2 separate regions of the Homo sapiens genome follow, and region 1 is linked to region 2. Evidence: read pairs that join two places in POLR2A ChIA-PET (ENCODE). Cell type or tissue: OCI-LY7. All regions are shown on one strand. Links, peaks and the distances in the headings refer to the core of each region. The heading gives the core; the rest is flanking DNA.

The links. Peaks named below come from ENCODE experiments on the same cell type or tissue, not always from the same donor. Only the 100,000 strongest peaks of a DNase experiment are listed, where the experiment ranks them.
Region 1: POLR2A ChIA-PET joins it to region 2 with 12 read pairs; 4 of 35 experiments call an interaction of 5 or more read pairs at or near these places.

The regions. Positions count from the first base shown.
Region 1 is chr3:170,057,226-170,070,001 of GRCh38, forward strand. All of the region lies in intron 2 of GPR160 (G protein-coupled receptor 160), which reads left to right. LOC124909455 (a long non-coding RNA gene) reads right to left here and starts at 3,764. Exons shown (of 3, transcript XR_007096156.1): 1 at 988-3,764; 2 at 428-626. It also overlaps the pseudogene RNU4-38P and the pseudogene KMT5AP3. RefSeq lists enhancers at 1-116, 4,507-5,028, 5,029-5,549 and a silencer at 11,843-12,043. In OCI-LY7, for the core only: a CTCF peak has its summit at 5,642 (motif pointing right); a DNase peak (open chromatin) is centred at 6,646; H3K4me3 peaks cover 835 bases; H3K27ac peaks cover 1,921 bases.
Region 2 is chr3:169,780,087-169,792,862 of GRCh38, forward strand. It overlaps MYNN (myoneurin), which reads left to right. Exons shown (of 8, transcript NM_018657.5): 4 at 504-663; 5 at 2,379-2,557; 6 at 3,391-3,474; 7 at 4,536-4,622; 8 at 6,330-9,630. The coding sequence ends at 6,592. Among named protein-coding and RNA genes, the nearest start is that of MYNN, 13 kb to the left of the region's middle. In OCI-LY7, for the core only: no CTCF peak of the experiment used is centred there; no DNase peak of the experiment used is centred there.

The sequences.
Region 1 (12,776 bases), core at 3,891-8,890, 280 kb after region 2:
GGTAAGCAGGCTCAAGCTGCAGGCCTCTCCAGCAGGGGCAACCAGAAACTCAGGTTTTTTAGAATAAGGGGATATAGCTTTGTGCAGTGGCCATTTCATAGCCAGTGAAGTTTATCTGAGGCACTTGCTAATTGAAAACTTTTCTCAATACCCTGCCATGATGAAATATGGTTGGCACTGGCAATTTTTGAGACTCTATGGAGACTGAACTTAACATTAAAAACAAATTAAAAAATGAAAAGATAGGGATGTAAAAGTATCCACATGAGCTGATACCAAGGAGTTGGAGCCAGGCTCCAGGGAATGTAAATTGGGAGAATAACTAAGTTTCTTCCATACCTCTAAGAAACATTGGCAACACTGAAATCAGAGACTGCAGTGCCCTCCCTCCCAAACCTAAGAAGGAAGGCTGGAAAAGATGGCTTACCTGGAAGGAATGGGCTTCTGGAAGTTTCAGAGACAAAGACACAGCTTCAGAACCAGAAGCTGAGCCATGCTGCTTTCTTGGCCCAGGGCCTGGATCCGCAGTATCGCTGATACCACAACTGAGCAGGAACACCAAGTGGCATTTTGAGACCTGGTTTGGAAGAAGTCCTGAGAGGCCAGGTGGAGGGACTGAAAGCTGCCTGGGAAGGGAGAGAGGAGGGAAAGATACAGCAATCGAAAACTCCTACTGAAAGTAAGCTTGCAAAGCAAAACTTTAAAATACATGAAGACATAGATATGGAGTTCAAAATTTGTTCAAGCAAGACACGAATTTACTAAAAGTGAAATTAGCAGTTGGAATTCCTGGAAATGACAATAAAGTAAGTATGTTTAGAATTCTTACGATGAATGAAGTCTTGCAGTAGATAAAAATTATGAAGTAGAAGCAAGGGGGAGGGATAGGAAAAAGAACCAGTTAGAACAGTTTTGTATTAAGTCAAGTGGGCTAAAATGCTTTAAAAAGACCAAAAATGCAATGGATCAAATCCAGTACGAGCTTACTTCTCTCGTGTAGCAGGCCTGGGTGGGTATTTCAGGCCACTGGGTGGCTGTACCCTCAGGGACCCAGCTGACGGCACCCATATGGGTTTCAGAATTGCCCTGCTTTCCCACAGGAAGTGGGTGGGTGGGGAATAAGCTAGGCCAGAAATGGTCTTCCTCATGTCTGCTCACGCCCCACCGGCCATACCTAACTTCTGGGGAGCCTGGGAAACAGGTCAGCCACGTGCCTGGGAAAAAGAAGGGAAGATAAAATGGAGAATAAGTTTCTGCCATACCTCTAAGAAACAGTGGTTACATTGACAACAGATTTCTCATCAGCAATAGAATTGAAAACACAAGAGAGTATTATCTTCAACTTAGAATTCAATACTAGTTAAACCGTCATTCAAAAATGATGATCAGCAGTCCCTATGAAGGAAAAATTGGCAATATCTAACAAAATTATGTAAGCATTCACCCTTTGACCTAATGGCCTCACTTCTAGTAATTATTCCAGAGGAAACACCTCCACAAAATAGCAAAGAATATGTACAGAAGGTTGTTCATCGCTACATTATTTGCAGATAGAACAAATTTGGAAACAACCTTTATGTCCACTCATAGAACTCTGGCTGAATAAGCTATAGTATATCTACATAATGCAGCCATAAAAACAATTTTTAAAAAATTAAAAAGGAAGATAGCTATTAACAAAGATGAAATGCTTTCTAGGATGTTTTAAGGGGCAATAAAGAGTCACAAAAAGTATATCTAATGTGCTACCTTGTATTTAAGATGGAAAGGGAAATAACCACACATGTACACACACACATGCACAAACACACACACACACACACACACACACACACTTATTTTTGCAGAAAGATGCACAGGAACTATAAACCAGAAATAAATGATAGGGGGTGGGTGGATATTAGTGGAGGAAATAAGTATGGAAATGAGACTTTTCTGAGCGTACCTTTTTATATAGTTTTGATTTTGAGCCATGTAAATATTTTACATATTCAATTATATAAAATTAAAATGAACTAAAAATAATGAAAACAAAGGAAATCCTGTCATTGAATATACAAAGAGAAACTAATAATCAAAACACTATATCAAATTGATTACATAAATACAAAGAAGAGAATTCAGATAACTTTATAACAGAGTACTCAGACTGTATAAGCTTAGTGGAATATAGTCAAGGGACAAAAAGAATGGAAAAAATTAGGCTTTATTTACCTGGTTAATTGTTGGGCAATGCTATCAGTGTAGTAACTCTGAAACTGCTTAATATGTATTGTAGTTTGAACAAATGAATCAATATACTAATGTCATTGGGAACCAGGTTCTTTTTTGTTGTTAATTTCTTCATTGAAATTCTGTATTCAATCACAGGAGTTGGAGTCTGCTTCCTGCTGGGACCCTTCCTGATCCTTTAAGTTAATCTCTAATTTGCTATTAGTGTGGCTTCCTGCCCTTTTTTTTCTTCAGCTTTTAAGTTCAGGGGTACATGTGCAGGATGGGGAGGTTTGTTACACAGGGAAACGGGTGCCATGGTGGTTTGCTGTACAGATTATCCCATCACCTAGGCATTAAGCCCAGCATCCATTAGCTGTTTTTCCTGATGCTTTTCTTCCCCCCACTCCCCCCTCTAGCAGGCCCAAGTGTGTGGTGTTTCCCACCATGTGTCCACGTGGGAACCAGATTCTTGCTGTGGGAGATGATCTTTCAAGTATGTATTTCACTATTTCACAAATACTGAAATAAGGTGAGGAAGACTCCTGAGATGGTAGCTTTGCATTGGAGGTATCAGTGTGCCACCCAGATTCTAGTTTTAAAATACCATATTTTCCTAAAAAAAACAGGGCTCCTTGAAAAAAAATGACCAGAAGTACAACGTGCCAAAGCGGGCATGTGCTCAGCAACTGGGATGGCAAAAGATACATATGGGAGCCAGCCTGAAGGAACCCTGACAAGATGATTTGGAAAATTTTAAGCATTCAAAAGAAGAATGATGGCAGTGAATTATAACACATTTAATAAAAATAAATCAATGAATCTATAATGTATTTCCAGAAACAACTGCCAGCTCATGAAAGCAGAATGAATCTTAGAATTAGAAAATTACTATTTTACAACTCCCAGTGTGGTGATTAATTCAGGCAAGGATAATAAACGGATGCTAAAACTATCAGGTGAAACTTTGTTATGCAACGGATTGGTCTAACAGTCTCAAAGTATTAATTACAAAGGGAAAAGGTCCTCTACAACAGTAAAATGGACGAGGCGAGGTGGCTCATGCCTATAATCCCACCACTTTGGGAGGCCTAGGAGGGATAATTGCTTGAGGCTAGGAGTTCAAGACCAGCCTGGGCAACAGCAAGACCCCATCTCTACAAAACAGTATTTTAAAAAAAAATTAACTGGGCATGGTGGTGCACACCTCTATAGTCCTAGCTACTCAGGAGGCTGCGGTGGGAAGATCACTTGAGCCCAGGAGTTCTAGGTTACAGTGAGCTATGACTGTACTACTGCACTCCAGCTTCAGCAACACAGTGAGACCCTGTCTCAAAATAATACTAATAATAAAAAGAAAAAGAAATATGGCAAACACCTCCTTAATCAAGTGACCTAACATCACATGACCAGTAATGAGACATGACATAATGGGATATATCATCTAGATAGTTTTCTTGCCAGAAATGTTTAATATTGAGAAAACAATTAGACAAATCGAGATTATGTGATATTTTACAAGATAACTGACCTGGACTCTTCAAAAATGTCAGTATTGCCGGGCACGGTGGCTCACACCTGTAATCCCAGCACTTTGGGAGGCCCAGGAGGGTGGATTGCTTGAAGTCAGGAGTTCAAGACCAGCCTGACCAACATGGTGAAACCACATCTCTACTAATAATACAAAAATTAGCCAGGCGTGGTGGCAGGCACCTGTAATCCCAGCTACTCGGGAGGCTGAGGCAGGAGAATCGCTTGAACCTGGGAGGCAGAGGTTGCAGTGAGCCGATATGGCGCCACTGCACTCCAGCCTGGGTGACAGAGTGAGACTCTGTCTCAAAAAAAAAAAAAAGAAAGATAAAAAACAACAACAACAACAAATTATCCAAAATTAAAAGAGACTAACAAGACATGACAAATATGTGATCCTTGATTGGATTTTGTATTAAAAAAAACTCTAACAACATTGGGACAGTTTTAATATGGACTATGTATTAGATACTATACCATTTAATTTAATTTCATTAAATTAATATTTATGGGACAGTTTTAATTAATGGGACAGTTTTAATATGGACTATGTATTAAATACTATATAATTTGATTTCATAGATAAAATGATGGTATCATAGTTATGAAAATGGCTATCCGATTATAAGATAAATCATCATAGGAAAAATGGGAAAATATCGAGATAAAATGAAGTCTTATAAGACCACACTAAGATAACCATCATTAACACTTTGGTATATTTCCATCTCATCTACATATATTTAAACAAAATTGAATTGTACTCTACATGGTTTTTTATGTTCCTTCTGCTTGTTCCATATTATAATTATTGGCAAGTCTCCATTAAATAGTCCTCAAAGATATTCTTTTAAATGGTTATATACTATCTCTGTACATTTTCTTATTTTTAAATTTCAAGGCCATGCGCAGTGGCTCCTGCCTGGAATCCCAGCACTTTGGGAGGCGGAGGTGGGAGCATCGCTTGAGGCCGGCAGTTTGAGACCAGCCTGGGCAACATAGGGAGACCCCATCTCTATGATTTTAAAATAAATAAATAAAAATTAAATTCCAAGTTTTTTTATTTTATAAGGTCTATTTTACAATATTTTATTCAATCAACATGCCATCCATTGTAAGACATCATTATTTTATGTGTCACTAAAAAGAAAATTTTCCTGAGGTGGGTGTGTCGGGCCCTACTGGGCCTAGCGGCAGGAGGGGGACATCGGCTCCCACCACAGCCCTCCAAACAGCTCTGCGCTCTGAGCGCCCCCTCCCCAGGGTCCCCCTCTCCAGGCAGGAAGATGTCCAAGTCCCGTGCGGCGGAGGCAGCAGCGGGGGTGACAGCGACGGCCCCGAGCCCGCAGATAGTGGAGCAGAGGGGTCCAGGGAGGCGCTGCACCGACGTTGGGGAGAATGTATGTCCTGGCAATCAAAGATCTTTTCCTCCGTGAGCCTAACAAATGCTCTGGAATGTGTTCCAGCCTTCAGGAGGAGAACTCCGTTACACGTCACGAAGTCAAATGCCAGGGGAAACCATTAGCTGGAATCCACAGGAAAAGAATGCAACACGGAGCACGAAGCCCAAGCACAGAAGATCAAAGACGCCAGGAGAGGACCCCTCGCACCTTTTCCAAACCAAAAATGTGAAGCAGCAGAACTTCCAAAACCTCCGGCCTCGTCTTGTGATTCCACCAATGCAGCCATCGCCAAGCAAGCCTTGAAATAGCCCATCAAGGGCAAACAGGCCCCCGAAAAAAAGCTCAAGGAAAAGTCGCAAACTCACGGATTTCTACCCTGTCCCAAGGAGCTCCAGGAAGGGCAAAGCGGAGCTGCAATTTGAAGAAAGGGAAAGAATAGATGAATTGGTTGAAAGCGGAAAGGAAAGAAGGAGTGAAGACTGACCTCATCAATGACAAAGGCCGGGTGTGAACACCAGAGGGAGCTCTCCCGGGGCGCCTTTGTGGTAGAAAAGCACCGGAGCCTCACGGAGATCACCGACGCCACGGGACCCCTCCATGGTGGATCTCCGTGGATCTCCACAGTAAGCCGAGATCGCGCCACCGCACTCCATCCTGGGAGGCAGAGGGAGACTCCAGCTCAAAATAAGTAGATGACTGAATGAATGAATGAACGAATGAATGAATGAATGGATGTTACAGGTTTCCAAGGTGGACTTAAACAGATGGCTTTATATTACCAAAACTTTTACATTCTAGTTGTTTTTGTGCCTTTTTTTTTTTTTTTAATACAGGTTGAACGTTTTGTGCTTCCCATGCATGCAGTCAAAAACTCAGCACACAGGCCAGGCGCGGTGGCTCACACCTGTAATCCCAGCACTTTGGGAGGCCGAAGCGGGTGGATCACTTGAGGTCAGGAGATTGAGACCAGCCTGGCAAACATGGTGAAACCCCGTCTCTACTAAAAATACAAAAATTAGCCGGGCGTGGTGGTGCATGCCTGTAATCCCAGCCACTGGGGAGGCTGAGGCAGGAGAATCGCTTGAACCCAGGAGGTGGAGGTTGCGGTGAGCCGAGATCCCGCCATTGCACTCCAGCCTGGGTGACAGAGTGAGACCATGTCTCAAAAACAAACAAAAAAAGCAAAAAAAAAAAAAAAAAAAAAACCTCAGCACAGGATTAGAGCCAAACGTGAACTAGGAAGCCGCGCGAGTCTCCTCTCTCCGGTGGAAGAGCTGGGACGTGTCCCCCACACCGCGACGAGGTATGAGGAAGACGCTGTCTCCCAAAGGCCTGGACGGGATGGCTCCAAGCTCTTGTTCTCCTAACATCTGGACAGGCGCTCTTTGAAGTGTATGAATATATTTTTAAAAGATTGGGCAGTAAGCTTGTCTTCCCCGTGCTTTCTCGAAAGCTTACTGAGCTCGTGGCCCTGAGCGCGGGCCGGCATAGATTTCCTCTTCCACCCGCTGCGGCTTTTCTGAGCACCTGGAAGCATCGGGGTGTGAAGTCAAACCAGACGTGGGTGAGGAGAGTGTGGCTTGCCTTCCCTGCCGGGCAGAATTTCCTGAAACTGGGCTAATTCTTTGTAGAAATGTGAACGCTGAATTTATTAAAAAATAATAATAAAACACAGGAAACAACTTACATGTACATAGGTCTTGAAGTGAGTGAAGCGGCTGTATTTTTTTGGGGGGGGCATTGCTTTTGTTTTTGTAGAAGAGATTGAGATGATACTCTATTCTAATCAAAATTAGAGATTTGTAGTGGGACCAGAAATTACGTACTTAATACCCCTGCCAGTTTTCCCCGCGTCCTGCTGGGTTGAAAGTTCCAGAGCTGCCGTCTAGGCCTCGTGTTTGTCAGACACCCACGGCTCCTGCGAGGTCGCAGCCATGAGCTGGCGGGGGTGAGTACACAAGCCCAGATCCCCCAACCCGAACTGCGGCTGCCAGCCTCAGAGAAAGGCGCCCAGGTGTGCGGGCAGGGCCGAGACCCCCGGGAATCTAAGATAGGCCAAGGTTTTCACCTAGACTGTCAAGGCTGGAGGAGTAGGTGGCGGCCTCGACCCTCCCTACACGGGACCCATTCTTTTCTTTTCTTTTCTTTTTTTTTTTTTTTTTTTTTTGAGGCAGAGTCTCACTCTGTCGCCCAGGCTGGAGTACAGTGGCACAATCTCGGCTCGCTGCAATCTCCACCTCCCGCGTTAAAGCGATTCTTCTGCCTCAGCCTCCTGAGTAGCTGGGACTACAGGCACATGCCACCGCGCCTGGCTAATTTTTTGTATTTTTAGTAGAGACGGGGTTTCACCATGTTGGCCAGGCTGGTCTCAAACTCCTGATCTCGTCATCCGCCCGCCTCGGCCTTCCAAAGTGCTGGGATTACAGGCGTGAACCACCGCACCCAGCTATGCAGGACCCATTCTTACTGAGTGAGACTCGGGAGTCATGACCTGGTGTCTCCTGCCCACCCTGGTCCCAGGTAAATCTGAATGGAAGCAGGTATGAGAGCCTGTCCTCGCCTTTGATTCCCCCACCCCACCCTGGGCCTCACAACGGTGCTACCTAAGAAAGTCTCTTCCCCCAGTCAGCCTGGTGAGTGGTCAGCCGAAGAGGATCTGACGGGAGTGTAGATGTGAGATAGTATCTTTGTTGTACCTGTTTGTGGTTTAGCTTTGTATTTAAACAAATGAGGAAATAAACTTGAAAATTATTTGTCATCATAAAGTTGAAACAAAAATTATTTTAAAAAATAAAGTTTTATTTTAAAATAAAATAGCTAATGAGTATCGTACATTACAATTACATTTCCTTTCTAAACTTTTTTGTTTTCCTTTCAGTTATCTGTCTGCTTTTTTTTCTATATACTTATCGCTAATTCAACCACAGACTCTTCTCTTTTGTGTAAATCTTTTGGTATGTTCAAAGATATTTGGAATTTCCACCTTCCTGGAGGAATTTCTCCCATAGCCATGTGCCCTACTCTAATTTAGATTGTGCACTCTGGATCTGATGCCTAGATAATCTTCACCAACCTCGGAATCCTCGAATTGTACTCTACATGGTTTTTCTTCTCTTCTAATGCATCCCATTTCCTGGACCGCATGTATTGCTCTCCTAGTTTATTATTCCTCATTCTGATGACGTATGCCTTTCTTTCATTGGCTTCCTAAGAACTTCATGTGAGTAAAACATTTTTGAGTATGTGGCTTCATTTTATACCTACACTTAATTGACCATTTAGTTTGGTGTAGAATTCTATGTTGGAAAGTTTCTTTCATGAAATATTAAAAAGCTTTTTAAAGTAAACTAAATACTTAAATTATTTGTGTAATTGAGAATTGTACCAATTTGTAGATAACTTGTTTTTTTCCTTACTCAATGTGTTTAATTTTTTGAATACTTAATACAGTCACATGTTTAGCAGAATGTTCATAGTAGGAAAAAAAATGTACTGAAGTCTTCATCTCATTCATGACCCCATCTGCCAAGTTCCTACCCCTGTAACCACTGTCTTTAACTTTTTTTTTTAAGAGATGGGGTCTCGCTATGTTGCCCAGACTATACTCAAACTACTGGGTTCAAGCAATCCTCCTGCCTCAGCCTCCTGAGTAGCTGGGATATAGGCATGCACACATGCCCAGTGCTCACTTTTTAAGTGTCCTTCCAGGGTTTCTTCATGTATATATAGAAGATTACTTGACACTATTCTTTTTCTTTTTCTTTTTTTTTTTTTTTTTTTTTTTTTTTTGTGACAGAGCCTCGCTCTGTCACCCAGGCTGGAGTCCAGTGGCACGATCTCGGCTCCCTGCAAGCTCTGCCTCCCGGGTTCACGCCATTCTCCTGCCTCAGCCTCCCGAGTAGCTGGGACTACAGGCGCCCATCACCACGCCCGGCTAATTTTTGGTATTTTTAGTAGAGACGGGTTTCACCATGTTAGCCAGGATGGTCTCAATCTCCTGACCTCATGATTCGCCCGCCTCGGCCTCCCAAAGTGCTGGGATTACAGGTGTGAGCCACCGCGCCTGGCCATTTCTCCCCTTTTCAAATGCAAATCATGTGTATTTCTTGCTCTATTCTGTGTCTTGCTTTTCCCCTTAACAATGTGTCTTGGAGACATGTCCATATCATTACATGGAGAGTTCCTCATTTTTAAAAGAGAGCTGCATAGTATTGCACTGGATAGATGTGCCATAATCTACTTAATGGTTCTCTATTGGCGGACATTTAAGTTTAAAGTAAGTTGTTTAAGTTATAATGTAGTTTCCAGTCTTTTGTTATTTTAAACAATGCCTCCATGAATACTCTTATAAACACCTACTTTTGCACACATGCAAGTAAATTTATAGGATAAATCCTTAGGAGAGGAGTTTTTGGCTCACAGGACATATATGTATGTTTGTAATTTTGATAAATATTACCAGGTTGCCATTTGTAGGAGTTGCTCCAGTTATATTCTTCAGCCCCACCAGATAAATAGGTTAAGATACCTATTTATTCCACAGCCTCACTAGAGATACTGTGTGGACAAATTTTGGGGTTTTGCCTATCCTTTATGAGGTAAACAGTGTAGTTTAAATTTCTATTTTTTCTTTTATACTTCTTAATTAATTTTTTGAGACAGTCATTCTCTGTTGCCCAGGCTGGAGTGCAGTGGTGCAATCACAGCTCACTGCAGCCTCAACCTCCTGGGCTCAAGCAGTCCTCCCGCCTCAACCTCCCAAGTAGCTGGGACTACAGGCATAGGCCACCATGCCCAGCTAAGTTTTGTGTTTTTAGTAGAGACAGGATATTGCCATGTTTCCCAGGCTGGTCTTGAACTCCTGGACTCAAACGATCCTTCTGCCTCAGCCTCCCAAAGTGCTGGGATTACAAGCGTGAGCCGTCGTGCCAGGCCTGTTTTTTTAAGAGTGATGCTGATCCTTCTTTCATATGTTTAAGAGCCCATTTATCCTCTTTTGTGAATTATCTCTTCAAATCCTTTGTTCATTTTACTATTTCAATATTGGGATTTTGATCTTTTTCTTGTTTGATTTCCAGGAGCTCTTTATAAATTAGGTTAATATTTTACCATTTTTTTTCTTCTAGTTTGATCAGTCCCTTAGAATTGAAGGCATCTCTGGCTTCCAGTGTTTCCAAAAAGCCTGACCCCCATTCCCATGTCACCACCTCTCAGGTAAAGAGCAGGAACTTTGCTCCAATAGGCCCCTTCCATGTGACCTCTGCAATCACAGTCCCTCGCTTCCCCCAAAATAACTTCACTTTTACAGTCATCAGCACTTCTTTGCATTTAGAAGTTTTACCACCCAAATGCATATCTTTAGAGACTCCAATTTAGTCTTACCTTTAAAAAAAAAAGTTATCTGGGATGTGTTTTTTTACTCTCTAAATTACTTCTCCATTTTTCCCCTTTGTTTTTCTCTTGAAGAACTGGACTCCTTGACCAATAGGGTTTTCCACAGTGTGAGTCTTGCTAATTGCATGCTCATGATTCAGCTCAGTATATCCCTCAATCCTCTATTTCTTGCAAACTGGCAGCTGGATTCAGAGATTTAATGAAACTCAGGTTTGCCATATAGGAGGCACAAAATGTCTGGTTGTCTCTCCTGTTGAGATGATGGTAGGTACAGGTGCTAAAATGTCTACGTGGGTGGTGGGTTGGGGAGAAGTTGTTGCAAGATGGTGGAATTCTAAGTCTAAATTTTACGTTTCATTTATAAGTTGAAACACTCTTTATTTTTATTTATTTATTTTTTGAAACGGAGTCTTGCTCTGTCACCCAGCTGGAGTGCAGTGGTGTGATCTCGGCTCACTGCAACCTCTGCCTCCCAGGTTCAAGCTATTCTCCTGCCTCAGCCTCCTGAGTAGCTGGTATTACAGGCGTGCACCACCATGCCCCACTAATTATTTTTCTTTTTTGTATTTTTAGTAGAGATTGGGTTTTTCCATGTTGGCCAGGCTGGTCTCAAACTCCTGACCTCAAGTGATCCACCCACTTTGGCCTCCCAGAGTGCTGGGATTACAGGTGTGAGCCACTGCACTTGGCTCATTATTGCCTTTTCTTGAGTTCTTCCCCTCCAGTTTGCTCTCTTTCTGTGACTCCTGTTATTCAGAGTTTGCACCTGTTGGATTGGTCCTCCATGTTTCTTAACTATTTCTCTTTTTATTTCACTTTTTCTAGGAAATTTCCCAAACATTATTTTCCAACTCTCTGTTTACCTTACTACTTCTGCCATCATATTTTATTTTCCAAGAGGTCTTTTTTGTTTTCTGTTGTTATTATAAATAGCCTCCTCTTCTTGTATGGATGCAATATTTTCTCCCTGAAAACAATGAGTTTTTAAATAGCTTTCTTCTATCTAGCATTGTGTCTATTTCCTCCAAGTTGTCTTTTTTCTGCTTGTGGATTTGTTTAACTTTCAATACTAGAGATTTTCTTTGAATGTCTGAGGATCTTTGGATGTCCAGTCATATTTATAAGTAGGGCAGTATCTAGGCTGTTTCTTCAGGGAAGATTCAATGTAGTATCTTTAGATATTTCTTCCTGGGCTGATGCCTAGAGAGAACTGTTTGAGTCTTTATATCTTGTAATAATAGTATTCCTGAAATCCAACTGTAAAAAGGCTGGAGAGGTCTCAACTTCCGCTATATGTATTTTTATGCAGTCTCCCTGTTATCAGTATGATGCTCCTCTAATCCTCAACTCTGCCTACCGTCCAAAGATTGTTTTATCTTCCCCAGAGGGGAAAACCTCATTCTTACTCCGCAGTTGGAGAGGGAGTCATTTGCTGCACTGAGTCAGGGAAGAGATCTGGGGACCTAACTGCTTATTTCATTTGCAACGAATCTATCTGTTTTTATCCCCATCTTTGCATCCCTTTCTGAAGACACTTGGGTCAGCCACTCTTGAGATTTTTGAGGGTCCTGAGGTATAAATTGGGTTGCGACTCTGCTTTCTCCACTGCTAGCTTCAGTCTGTATTCACTGTATGTGATTCACCTGAGGATTTATTAAAACTGCAGATTGGTTTCATAGATCTGAGCTGGAGCCTGAGGGTCTATGTGAATAGCAGTCTCCTAGGTGATGCTTGGACCACACTTTGTGTAGATGGGGCTCACTCATTTACCGTCCATCTGTTCATTTTCCAGCCTCTGAAATTTTGTCCTTGGAGATTTGTACATTTTTTTTAAAGTTATGAAAATTTTCAAACATACATACAAATAGTTAGAACAGCCATTAACCAGTGGTCGATCCTGCCCCATCTATACTTTCATCCACTCGACCCCCAGCACACACACTGCATTATGTTGGCGCAAATTCCAGACAACCTATTTCATCTGTAAATATTTTAGTATGTATTATTTTAAATAGTGAGATTTAAATATAACCACACATATTAATTTGTTAGGGCTGCCATAACAAACCACCACAGGCTGGGTGGCTGAAACAACAGCTCTGGGGGCTGAAAGGGTGAGATCGAGGTGTCCCAGGGGCGGTTTCTCCTGGGGCCTTTTGCAGCCTGTAGATGGCTGTCTTCTCGCTGTGCCCTCCCACAGCCTTTTCTCTGTGTACCAGCATCCCTAGTATCATGTGT
Region 2 (12,776 bases), core at 557-5,556:
TCACTGTGTCGCCCAGGCTGGAGTACAGTGGTGCGATCTCGGCTCACTGCAAGCTCCGCCTCCCGGGTTCAAGCCATTCTGCTGCCTCAGCCTCCCGAGTAGCTGGGATTACAGGTGCCTGCCACCAAGTCCGGCTAATTTTTTTGTATTTTTAGTAGAGACTGGGTTTCACCATGTTAGCCAGGATGGTCTCGATCTCCTGAACTCGTGATCCGCCCGCCTCCGCCTTCCAAAGTGCTGGGATTATAGGCGTGAGCCACCGAGCCCAGCCCTAGATTCGTACTTTTTAAAATGCTGTATGTATTTATCTCGTGAATTCAGAAACACTAATTTCTTTTGATTCTACTGGTGTTTTCAGTGGTCTGGAAAAGATTATATTTGTTTTCAGTTCCAACAGTTAACATTTTCTTAATAACAAAGCTAGTACTGTTGATGAAATCTTATATGACTTATGCAACCAAAACACTATTTTCTTCTAAATATAAATTTTATTGTTCCTTTAGGTGAGAAGCCATACAAATGTGAATTGTGTGATAAAGGATTTGCTCAGAAATGTCAGCTAGTCTTCCATAGTCGCATGCATCATGGTGAAGAAAAACCCTATAAATGTGATGTATGCAACTTACAGTTTGCAACTTCTAGCAATCTCAAGATTCATGCAAGGTAAAAAACCAAATGAGTTGTTTGATCTTTTAGTCTTTTAATCACCATAGTCTTATGAATAGACTATTATATTAGAATTCAGGACAGTAGAATTGTAATTGTGGTTCCACCAAACAATGTTAACACGTTCAAGGAACCACAAGGAAGCCACAGTGGTTGATAGGAAATAAGCAGGGGGTGGGGACTACTAGGAAATAAGGTCAGACTCGTCCAGAAGTAAGATCAGAATGGTCCAGAATGCAGCTTAAGAGGATCATTCTGACTGGTATAGGATTATAAGAGTGGAATCAGGGTAAACAGGAATCTATAGATAAAACCCAAGCAAGGGTGATGGTGGTTCAGGCCAGGGTGGCAGCAGTGAAAGAAATAAGTAGTAGTAGATTCTGGATATATTTTAAAGTTAGAAATAATAGAATTTGCAAACAGATTGTATGTGAAGTCTGGAAGAGAGTCAAAGATGATTCTGAGGTTTTGGGCCTGAACCCCTATAAAGATGGAGCTGCCATTAACTGAGATAGAGAAGGTTTGTGGGTAGAACAGTTTAAGTGGAAGTGCAGGAATTTACGAGTACAGTTCTGTGTGTGTTAAATTTGAGATGACTTAACACTTCTGAATAGAGGTGTGCAATAGATAATTGGTTATCTAAGTCTGCAGTTCAGGGGACTGGTTTGAGCTGAAGATAACAGTTTGGCAATCATTAGCGTTTGGCAGTCATCAGCATATGACAGTATTTAAAGCTGTAACCCTGGCTAAGGTCACCAAGAGAGTGAATGTGGACAGAAGAAATCAAAAGACGGCCCTGAGGCACTCTAACTTTATGAGTTCTGAGAGATGGGTGAGAACCAGCAGAGGTAACTAGGAAGGAGCAGCCAGTAGAGGAGGAAAACCAGGAAAGAGGGCTGCCCTGGAATCCCAAGTGAAGGAAGTTATTCCAGATGGGAGTGGTCAATTGTAAAATTCTGTGATAGGGAGATGAAGACTGAGAACTGACGTGGATTTAGTAAAGTGGGAAGTCAGCAGTGCTCTTGACAAAAGTATCATTAGTAGAGGCCAGTAGAGAAGAAATGGAAGTAGATAGAACACTTGGAGTCTCAAGGTTTTGGTAAAGGGGAGCAGAGAATGGAGGAGCAAGTAAGGTCAAGGGTCTTTGTTTTGTTTTTGGTTTTTTTTTAATATGGGAGACATCAGTATATTTGTATACCATAATCCAATGGAGTGAGAAACATGGATGATGTAGGACTGGGGAAACTGCAGAAGTGATATCATTAAGTAGGATCTCAAGTATACAAATTGGAATTGATGGATTCAGATGAACTGTCACCCTCATGTCATATGAATTTTTCTCAGTGAAATAGGAAGCAGGGATGTCACCTGAGAGTTACAATGGGCAAGGAGATGCTGATGGTTTGAGGAGAGAGTTCACAAGTCAAAGAGTGACTAGACTCATGAAAATAATTGCCTGCAGTATTAGGGGCCCACTGACAACCATATAAAGATCATGGAAAAACTTTTTGAACTGATCTCAGAACTAATGTTTTGATAATAAGAAATATTTGTTTTTGGCAGTGTTTACACTGAAACAACTACTGATTTTAAATACATAGTCTTGGCCTGTTAAGATGACATGAAATAAAATCTATAAAAAACTTTATGAATTCTTGCTATATAGACTGACCTCCAAATTGTTTTACTTATTTAACTTTATTTACTAACAGGAAGCATAGTGGAGAGAAGCCATATGTCTGTGATAGGTGTGGACAGAGATTTGCTCAAGCCAGCACACTGACCTATCATGTCCGTAGGCATACTGGAGAAAAGCCTTATGTATGTGATACCTGTGGGAAGGCATTTGCTGTCTCTAGTTCTCTTATCACTCATTCTCGAAAACATACAGGTAAGTTTGACAGGGAGAGACTGCTTAAAATAAAGTTATAAATAAAAGAAAAAGGGGACTTGGGCCTTTTAGCGAAGTAGATCGGAAACTTTGTAGTTAGATATCTGTTTATATTTCTATAAGCTATGTTTATGATTTTTGCACATATTTGTTAAATATAAAAGCTGACTTATTTTCTAGAATAATACAAGGTGGGTGAAATAAATTATATAACTTACACATTAAAATCAGTGAGATAATTTTGATATTATATAAACTTGCATTGAGATGCATTTTGTGACTTTATAAAAACCTTTTCAGCTTCCTAAAGGGTCATCTCCTATAGTTAGGGTTGGGGAGTGGGTTTGGGTTGAACATGGATTTTTAAACTTCTTAGGACCTTTCCTACACAGATATTCTGGGATTTTCAAATAAGGTAATTCAGATGCAAAATAGCAGTTTGGAAACAAATTGCTTTTTTAGGGTACATTTTTTAAAAGACTTCCCTACATACTTTTATTCTCCTTTATTAATATAGTAGATAGCAAGAATAGAAATGTGGGTTTATGAATTGACATGTTCTTAATCATATAAAAATCAAATTCCTTGCCCAAATCATCTCTATTAGAAGGGACATTTTGAGGAATAAAGTTTTAATATATGAAAACTTATGAACAGTATACAATAATTACTAATATTCATTTACTTGGATCACTGAAAATACCTCTAAAGTACAATATAGAGAGATTTTAATTTAAATAATATTCCAGAAAAGCTTACTTTAGATTATTTGTAATTGATAAATATTATATTGGTATAGTACACCACTTCGCTATCTTTTATTTTCCATCTAGGTGAAAAACCATACATATGTGGTATTTGTGGGAAAAGTTTTATTTCCTCAGGAGAGCTCAACAAACACTTTCGGTCCCATACAGGTCTGTGTTTAGGGAGAACGTATTATTTTTTGTTCTCTCTTAATTTCTTTTTATGTAAACCTTGACTTTTAAGCCATTATGGACTATATGGTATTTAGTCATACTGTACCTATAGCAATATCTTAATGTATAAATATCAACTTATTTGCTTATTTTGTTTTTTTTTTAGTTGTTTGGAGTATGAATTAAATTTGTTAAAGAATTGTGTTGGTTTTCCAAGAAATATGCCAGATAATCAATAGTTTTTAAATGATTTGGATTAAATTGCACAGATATACCAAGAAATGAAAAGGAATAGGTAATACCAAGATAACATCAGATTTTCTTACTAAACAGTGTTTAGTATGCAATTTTTAGGAACAAATTTTAATTTTGACATGCTTATTGTAAAAAGTAGTTTGTAAATTGTATAAAGAAAATATTGAATGTAAAAAATTTTAAAACAAAGGAAAATGCCACTTTGAAAGAGTACTGTTCTGACATTCTCTTTTTAAAAATTCCTTCTCATAATTCCTACCTAGAATAATGTGAGTACTTAATAGAGATTTAGTAAGTTTTTGGTGACTTTATATTCTGACGCGCTTTAGTTTACACCATAAAGCACTGAACAGTTATTTCCAAAGAAGTGTAATATTGTAGCATGCTGTCAGTATTTTTAAGGATTTTCTAATTTGCCAGGTACCTGAGAGCAGAAACCATGATTATTACACTTATTTTCTCCCAGCTGTATCTCTTAGCCAGTGTCTGGCATATAACTGACACTCACTAAATGTTTCATAGAAATACAAGAGTAGGCTTTTGTTTGTTTTAGTTTGCAGATACATTTCTGTTTATGAAAATGCTCAAGTTTTCTTGAGATACAGATTTTTTGTATAAAGGAGTGTCTAGGTTGTATAGAATCTTTCATTTCACTATATTATAACCAGGTGATTAAAGTGACAATTTGAAACCAAATTTAAACACTATAATAATTTTTGCCTTGTGTTCATAAACATTGATATTTTTGTCTTAGCTAGCAGCTTTTAAAATATTGAAATTTAAACTTCTAATTTGTTTTTCAGGAGAAAGACCATTTATCTGCGAATTATGTGGAAATTCTTACACAGATATTAAAAATTTAAAGAAGCACAAAACAAAAGTCCATTCTGGTAAATGCTTGTGTTTTGTTTGCTTGTTTGTTTGTTTTAATTTGGTGCTCATATTAGTGCTATTCCTTAAAATGCTGAGATGAGATTTACATTTAAGCAGTTTAAATTAGATGTCTATTTCAAAAACTAGGTATATACATGTGAGGAAAGTAGCTTTTTTGCAGAAACATTCACTCTGGATTTTTCATATTGAATCTCTTATTTAAAAAAAAAAAAAAAAAACTTGAAACATTTCCTCCTTTGAAAACCTGACTTAATAACAGTCCCAAGCATGAAGGAACATATAAGCAAGCTATGTGTCACTGTTTCCCATACTGGAGTCTGGATAACTCAGGGTTTACTATGGTTATTATGAAAAAAAAGGGGGGGGGGGTGGTGTTATCATGAACACTAGTCCAGAAATGTTTAAGAGGAAATAGGGAAACAGGTAGCCCTACATTGTTATAATATATAAAAATGGAAAGCCAAACAACAAGTTTTGAGTCTATTGGTTAAAGTGAATTCTTGAAAAAGTTTCCCTGTGCTTACCATTTTATTCCGTCATTATTCGACATGACACTAGGCCCTTCTGGTGTGTAAATACTTAAACATCGTAAGTATTAAGTTAGAAACATCTAAAAACTGCAGTAAGTCATTAATTTAACCACTTGTTAAATTTCTGTAAAGTGTACTTTCAGGGAATATGAAGTTAAACAAGGCATAGTTCTGGTACTCAAAGCACTTACAACCTGGTGTGCGAGACCAGAAACCTAAATAAATAATTAAATAAACTAAATAAATAGGGAAAATGTAGGGCATAATCGACACAAAAGTGCTAAAGAAGATACTATGTTTTTCTGAGGTAAGTACTAAAAAAAACTTAATTTTAACTTGAAGGATGGAGAAGAGTTCAAAGATGGAGATGGGAAGAGAGGATTCATTCCGGGCAGAGAACACTGTAGAGAGTCAGTGGGACAAGAAGGAAACCTTAGCTAGTTGAAGTGAAGAGTAGTTTGGGAAGAATACAGATAATTACAATTTTACGAAAGCAGTTTTGTCTGCGTGACAAGGACGGTGAAACCAAAATCATGTCAACACTTTAGAGTAACGGAAGCATGTTAAAGCCATTGGAAAATTTGAAGGCAAAAGTACATCTTTAGTCAGTGTGCTGATTGCTCCCTTGAGTAGAGCAGAATTTCTCACCTCTGAAAATATATGAAAGTGCCATACATACTGTTCTGAACTCACAGAATAATATGAACAACTTATTAAAAACATTCAGTGAATGAAAAGAGTATTTCTTATCACTGTTTAATATTTTGAGGGAGTTAAAGAAGTATAACGACATTTACTCTCAAAGAATTTACAGTCTGGTTGAGGATTCAAGGCATACCTGAGTAGAATGTTAAATGGCAATAAGAGAGATAGATGCCACAAGGCAGTATATGAAAATTGACAAATGTGTGATTAAGCCGATATAACAGCTCACCCTGTTTCATTCTTAATCAAGTCCATTTTTTTAAATGGAGTTGGTGCTTGAACTTAACCTTGAGGCCCAGATTGAATTTACATAGATAGTGAGGAGGGCATATGTACAAAAGAGAAACCGCTTGAGTAAAGGTATGGTGGTTGGAATGTAATTTCTGGGAATGGTAAGTACATTAGTCTACCTCAGGGGTTTAGTTTTGTTTTAAAGATAATGTAGATTTTTTTTTCCTTCCATTCTAGGTGCAGATAAAACTCTAGACTCCAGTGCAGAGGATCATACTTTGAGTGAACAGGATTCCATACAAAAAAGTCCTTTATCAGAAACTATGGATGTGAAGCCTTCTGATATGACTTTACCATTAGCTCTTCCACTTGGGACTGAGGACCATCACATGCTTCTGCCTGTCACGGATACTCAGTCTCCTACATCAGATACATTGTTGAGGTCAACTGTGAATGGGTATTCAGAACCACAGTTGATTTTTTTACAACAATTATACTGACTTTGTAAGGAATATGGAATTGCTAAGATATCATTGGTAGCAAACATCTCTGGTAAGGTGCATATATTCATATTAAATTCCCATTCATTTGAGTTGTGACCATTATTTTTCATTCACTGAAGTAAAAGCACCTGATGCTGCATCACAACTGCAATGTTTGTTTTTATTTTTGGCTTTATGTCTATACTCCACAGAGAGCTTTTTAAGTAATGAATTATGTAGCACTATTTTGGGTGGATGAGTTTTATTTTCTTTTAAAGCTGCCTTAATTCCATTTTTATTTTGCATTTTAGAATTGCCCTTCATTTACTAAATCAGCCAGTTAATGTGATTCAGTTGTGACCTGTGGGATTTTAAAATTTTCCTGCCCTCATAATTTAAGCAAAATCCACGATAGTATCAGCCCAAGAGTGTGTTGCTATTTGTAAGCCCCATGGATCAATACATAAACTATGCATAAAAATAAAATTTCATATTTTCGCTCGTAAAAATTTAGGCGCTGAATAAGAATTGTGCTATTTCTCTATTAATATATTGTTAGAAATAACTTTTCTAATGAAACAAAAATGTTTCTCAAAATCTAGAAAAGTGCATATAAATTTTTGTTCATTTAGAACTGAGTATTCTGGAGAAAACCAATGGTCAGCACTTTTGGTTTGAGTTATCTGAGATTGTATTTTCAAAATGAATTTTAAGTAGATATTTGGTGTTTTTATCTTGTCAAAGACAGTTTCAAAATTTGATTCAGTTTATGTTTTATTCCGTTCTAAAATATTGGAGATGAGGAAAATGTACTTGAGTTTTGAAATATTTTGGTAAGCCTCTCTTACTCCTGTTATGCACTTTTTAAAATAAATACTGAATTCCAGAAAGAATTTTCTAGATATAAACTTAATGCATACTAGAAATCACTTGGCTTCTAAATTTGGTACATTATATTGCATAAAGAGTTAAGAAATTAACCTCAATTATAAGTAAACATTTTGAGTTACCAGAAAGCCAACTATAGTTAAATATTTTATATCTGAGTTTTCTATAAGTTTGGGGTTTGTTAATTTTATAAATTAAACCACAACTTTTGGTGGTGGTTGTAGTTTCACAATGGTCCTTTTCCTTCCAAATGAATGTAGAAAATTCGTTATTATCCTGATATTTGCACCACTCATCCCCATGCCACTTTTCCCACATATTAATTTATTTCACTGCCTGATCTTTGGATATGAAATTATGAGTTCCACAAAGTCAATTTTTATAGTGCCAATCAAACAGCATGGTGATATTCTTTTTCTTTTTTTTTCCCCCCACAAGGCTGTTGTTCAGTGTGAGATGACATCATTTCTTATTTCTGCCATGCTGTGGCTTTTTTGTGTTCTGCTTTTAAACTACACCTGTAGTACAGTTAATATGTTTTTTATTGGTATTGATTTCTTTAATTCATTAATTTTCTCTATTTGGGACCCAAGTCATAAGAACCAATTAGAGGACATAATAAAAACACTTAATGCTTGTAGTCTGTAGAGATCTTCACCATTTCACAGCACACACATTATTTTCATAATAAATTGCCACTGGTGGGACATGGGACTGACTTATTTGAATAGAGTTTGAAATACCACCTTTGTATGATGCAAACAATATTTGATTATTTTATCTAAGAAATCTATGCATGTGTATCAAGTTAAAATAGTGGGTTTAAATACAATTTACAAAGCATTAGAATGTTACCTAATCTCTTCTGGGTTAAATGTGATAGGAATGTATTGGAATGTGAAGAAATTATAGAAAATTAAAAGACTCAGCCTCTTTAGGAAGTTTGCTAAAATGGAGAGGTTATGTTTAATTTATTTATATCTTCGTTAATCCAAGCATCTAATGAACAAAAAACTGCTACAGTGACGTCATAATTCTATAAGGGCAATAGTTGCCAAATTTCCTCTGGTATTATTAGCATTCTGCCTTTGCATAGATTAGCCTTCAAATTTATTATTTTTAGTATTATTTGATACGATTGAAGTGGCTAAGATTGATTGAGCTTTTCTTGATCACATTTTCTGCTTCTTAGCTAAAGTAATTTTATTTAAATTGACATGGCTTGAGTTGTCATCATTTTCTGCTCTTCTAGAATGATGTGTAGAGAAAACTTGAAGATACTATCCCTTCTTTGGCATTCTTCTCTTAATGCTATGCTATTATTTATCATAATATGCATATATTTAGTTGTATCTGGTATCATTCTAACACTCATAACTACCATTTTAGTTAAGTCCAACTTTATATTTGTTACAATGCAGTGTTTTGGGAAAGGTCTATTAGTAATTATTTAAGTATTACATATTTTTATGGAAGTCTTTAGAAGGTGAAGATCTTACTGAGAAACTATTTTCTAAATAAATTTAATTTTCTTTTGTATTTGTATCAGATCATGCCTACTGTATGTTAGATTTTAGACTATTTTAAAAGAAACCGTAGATTATATAAAAATTTTTTTGCTGTTTTTAAATGGCATTTGTCTTATGTTTAATTTCACAGGATGATTTTGATAGACAAATTTTAGAAAACCTTTTTTCAAAGGTAATGGTTCTATCAGTTTCATTCCAACAGTAGCTAATTTCTGTGTTTCAGTCCTACAGAAATTGTGTGAGTAGTTGAAATAATGTACATGTACTAGTTTTTTTAAGTATTCTAAATAGTTCTAACATTTAATGCATATCAGAAACATGCTTAAGAAATAACAATATCCAGGCCCACCCCACCTATTGAATCAGACAGTTCCCAGGGCATATATATGCTGGGGAAGCCCCATAGGTGATTTTAATGTATACCAAACATGTAGAGTCTCACTCTGTTGCCCAGGCTGGAGTGCAATGACGTGATCTCAGCTAACTGCAACCTCTGCCTCCTGGATTCAAGCAATTCTCCGGCCTCAGCCTCCTGAGTAGCTGGTACTACAGGTGCGCGCCACCACACCTGACTAATTTTTGTTAGAGATGGGGTTTCATTCTGTTGGCCAGGCTGGTCTCGAACTCCTGACCTCAGGTGATCTGCCCACCTCAGCCTCCCAAAGTGCTGGGATTATAGGCATGAGCCACTGCGCCCAACCATGAACTACTATCTTAAACATTTCCTGATGTTCTACCTTTGGGAAGCAGTTTAAAATGATGCTCTTGAATATAATTTTCAATATTTTACCTGGAAATTTTGAGTACCTAGAACTTTTTTTTTCTTATTATTATTATACTTTAAGTTCTAGGGTACATGTGCACAGCATGCAGGTTTGTTACATATGTATACATGTGCCATGTTGCTGTGCTGCACCCATTAACTCGTCATTTACATTAGGTATTCCTCCTAATGCTATCCTTCCCCTCTCCCCCCAACTACCTAGAACTTGACTAGAAATACCATCAAGTAAAATTCTTTAAATTCTACATTTTTACTCGTTATTTATGGGCAATATTGATATGTACTTATTACAGCATTAATTTTTTGAGATAATAATTATAGTCTACTCTTCTGTCCTCTGCAACTCCTGCCTCCATTCATTCAAAAGAGGTTTGCTGTACAGAGACTCCTTGACTTATGGGTTTATCATAAGTCAAAGAGTATACTGAATATGTATTAGTTTCACACATTGTAAAGTCAAGAAATCATAAGTCAGGGACCATCTGTATTTGTTTAAGAAATTAGATAATTACCATGTAAACACAGTATTTAATTTCATGAAGAATTTACTAAAATAAACACCATGGATGTGAACATCCACATATTTGGATAACAGTATCTGGCCAGTGTTTCAAATGCTGGGAAAAAAATTCAAATCAGAATGCATAAAGCTGCAAAGATGATAAACTACCCTTAAGTTTACAGTCAAATGGAGATGCCAAGCATAAATATAACTTGCAATAAGACAAGCCAAGATGTTGAGTGTTATAGTAGGGGAAGGCAAGAAAGGAACTGCTGAGCAGTCAACAGGAGTAGAATGGACAGAGAAACAGCCATTGCTTACCTGGATAGGCAAACGAGGAGATGGCTGATGGAAGAATTTGCACATAGCTGATGAAGAGGGAACTAGGCAGAATGGAGAGAAAGCATTAAGTGGAGAGGAGATAGAGGTCAGAGGCATCTCCAGTACTACACCTATACCATCTTGAAATAGTCCTCTACCCATATCCTGTGCTGAAGGAGTGAGATTAGATAGCCAGGTTTGTAACCTATGTCCTCACGTGCCAACCACAGTTGCGTGCTAGAGGGTGGGGATTAGACAGCCACATAGGTAACACATGATTCCATACTGGTGACCACAGCAACAAGACACTTCACCAGGGAAAAACAATTCATAGGCTAGACTGAGCTGGTAAGATTCTTTCTCACAAATTTGAGCTATGAAATTCTGAGACAATCAGATAATGATATACGTATAAATGAAAAGATCATTTTAGAACTGGCCTTGAAGTCAGTGAAGCAAGCTAAAGTCTAAAGGAAATGATGAGTAAGCAGAGAAAGCTGATCTATAGAGCAAAGTTAGGGAATGAAACAGGTTTGCAGAGCCAAGAGACTGCCCTAGAGAGATCAGAAAAGTGGCCTTAGTTTCTGGCTCTGCAGTCCTACTGAGGTGATGCAGCCATGATTCATTTTCTGCCCCTGGATGCCATTGATTGTGGCTGTTGTATCCTTATGTTAAATCCCCCTTTTCTTAAACAGGCTGAGTCACTTTCTTTTCCTTGTAATCAGGCAGCCCCAAATTGGACACCTAAGCTTTGATCCTTGGTGATTGAGAGGATAGTGATACCATTGACATCAAGATAAGTCAAGGAGCATGTTTAGAGAAGGGAAGCAATTTTGATGTACCGAATTTGACTGGTGGTGAGATATGTAGGAAATTTCTGGTAGTGGTTGGAAATGGGGCCTGAACCAGGAGATGTTAAAACTAGAGATACAGATCTTGCAGCTAATAATTTATAGAAATGATTAAGGCAGCCCTGGGAGATGGTATAGGAGAAAAAAAGATGAGGACAGAATTTGGGGGAAAATTCATTTAAAGGATAAGCAAAGACGGAAAAGAAGATGGAAAGTGATAGCAGAAAGGAAGAAAACCAAGGTGGCACACATTTTTCAGAGGCAAAAGTGGCTTTGTAGCAGTCACATGGTACAGAGAAGTAGGATGTAAATCTGAGACAACATTGGGCTGGATAATTGGAGCATGATGATCCTTTAGAAGGCAGGTACAGTATAATAGTGGGAGCAGAAACCAGATGGATATGGTTGTAGTAGATATTAAGAAGACATGATGAATGATAATACTATAGAAAAGTTTGAAAAGGAGAACGTTTAAGACAAATGATCATTATTTTCCCAAATATCTGAAAAGCACATACTGCTTTATTTTTTGCTTTCAAATTTGAAACATTGTAAAATGATGAGTATAATATGATCTGCAACAGTGTAAGGTGAAGCAGTCTTTGAACTGGGTCTTAAAGGATGATTGCTAAGAGAAAAATGAAACAATACATACAATATGATTGCAGATTTGCTCTTTATAATTTAGATGTGCAGAGAAAATGAGAGTTTTCCTATGGAACTTATATGTCCTTCCTCTTGAGCCCATACCCAGTGGTAAGTCTGGAAAAAATTAACTTTTAGTTTTAGCCAGTTTAAAACCTAGTCTGATATAAAGGGGATAGAATTTATATCTTAAGGGATTTTAAGGTAATGCTTAATCTTTTGGAGAAATGCTGTTTTATTTCTGCCTTTTGTCTTTCTAAAATGGTGTCCAGACATATCATACAAGACAGGGGCATCAGGGTAGACAGAGTCTTTGTGGAGCCCTTCCATTCTCTGGGTTAATTATACTGACCTCTGTTGTGGCAGGCAGCAGCTTATAAAATAAGTAACAAGTCTTTCCTAGTCTGGTCAGAGTCCAGTTGTCCTTGGCTGAACTGACTTCATCTCAGTTCTTTTGGATGCGGAAAACTCTCTGAGGCCCTATCACCTGCAACTCTGCCTCAAGCAGCAGTGTAGGTCAGGTTACAGGTTTACCACCTGCACCCCACTGTAAGCTCAAGGTAAGCCTACTTGCTTCTCCTTCAGCCATCTTCTGAATCTCCCTTTGGGGGAATATGGGAACTTGTGGGTCTCTTCTATAGCACACAGGAAGAGACAGTAGCCTGGGAAATCAAACTCTTTC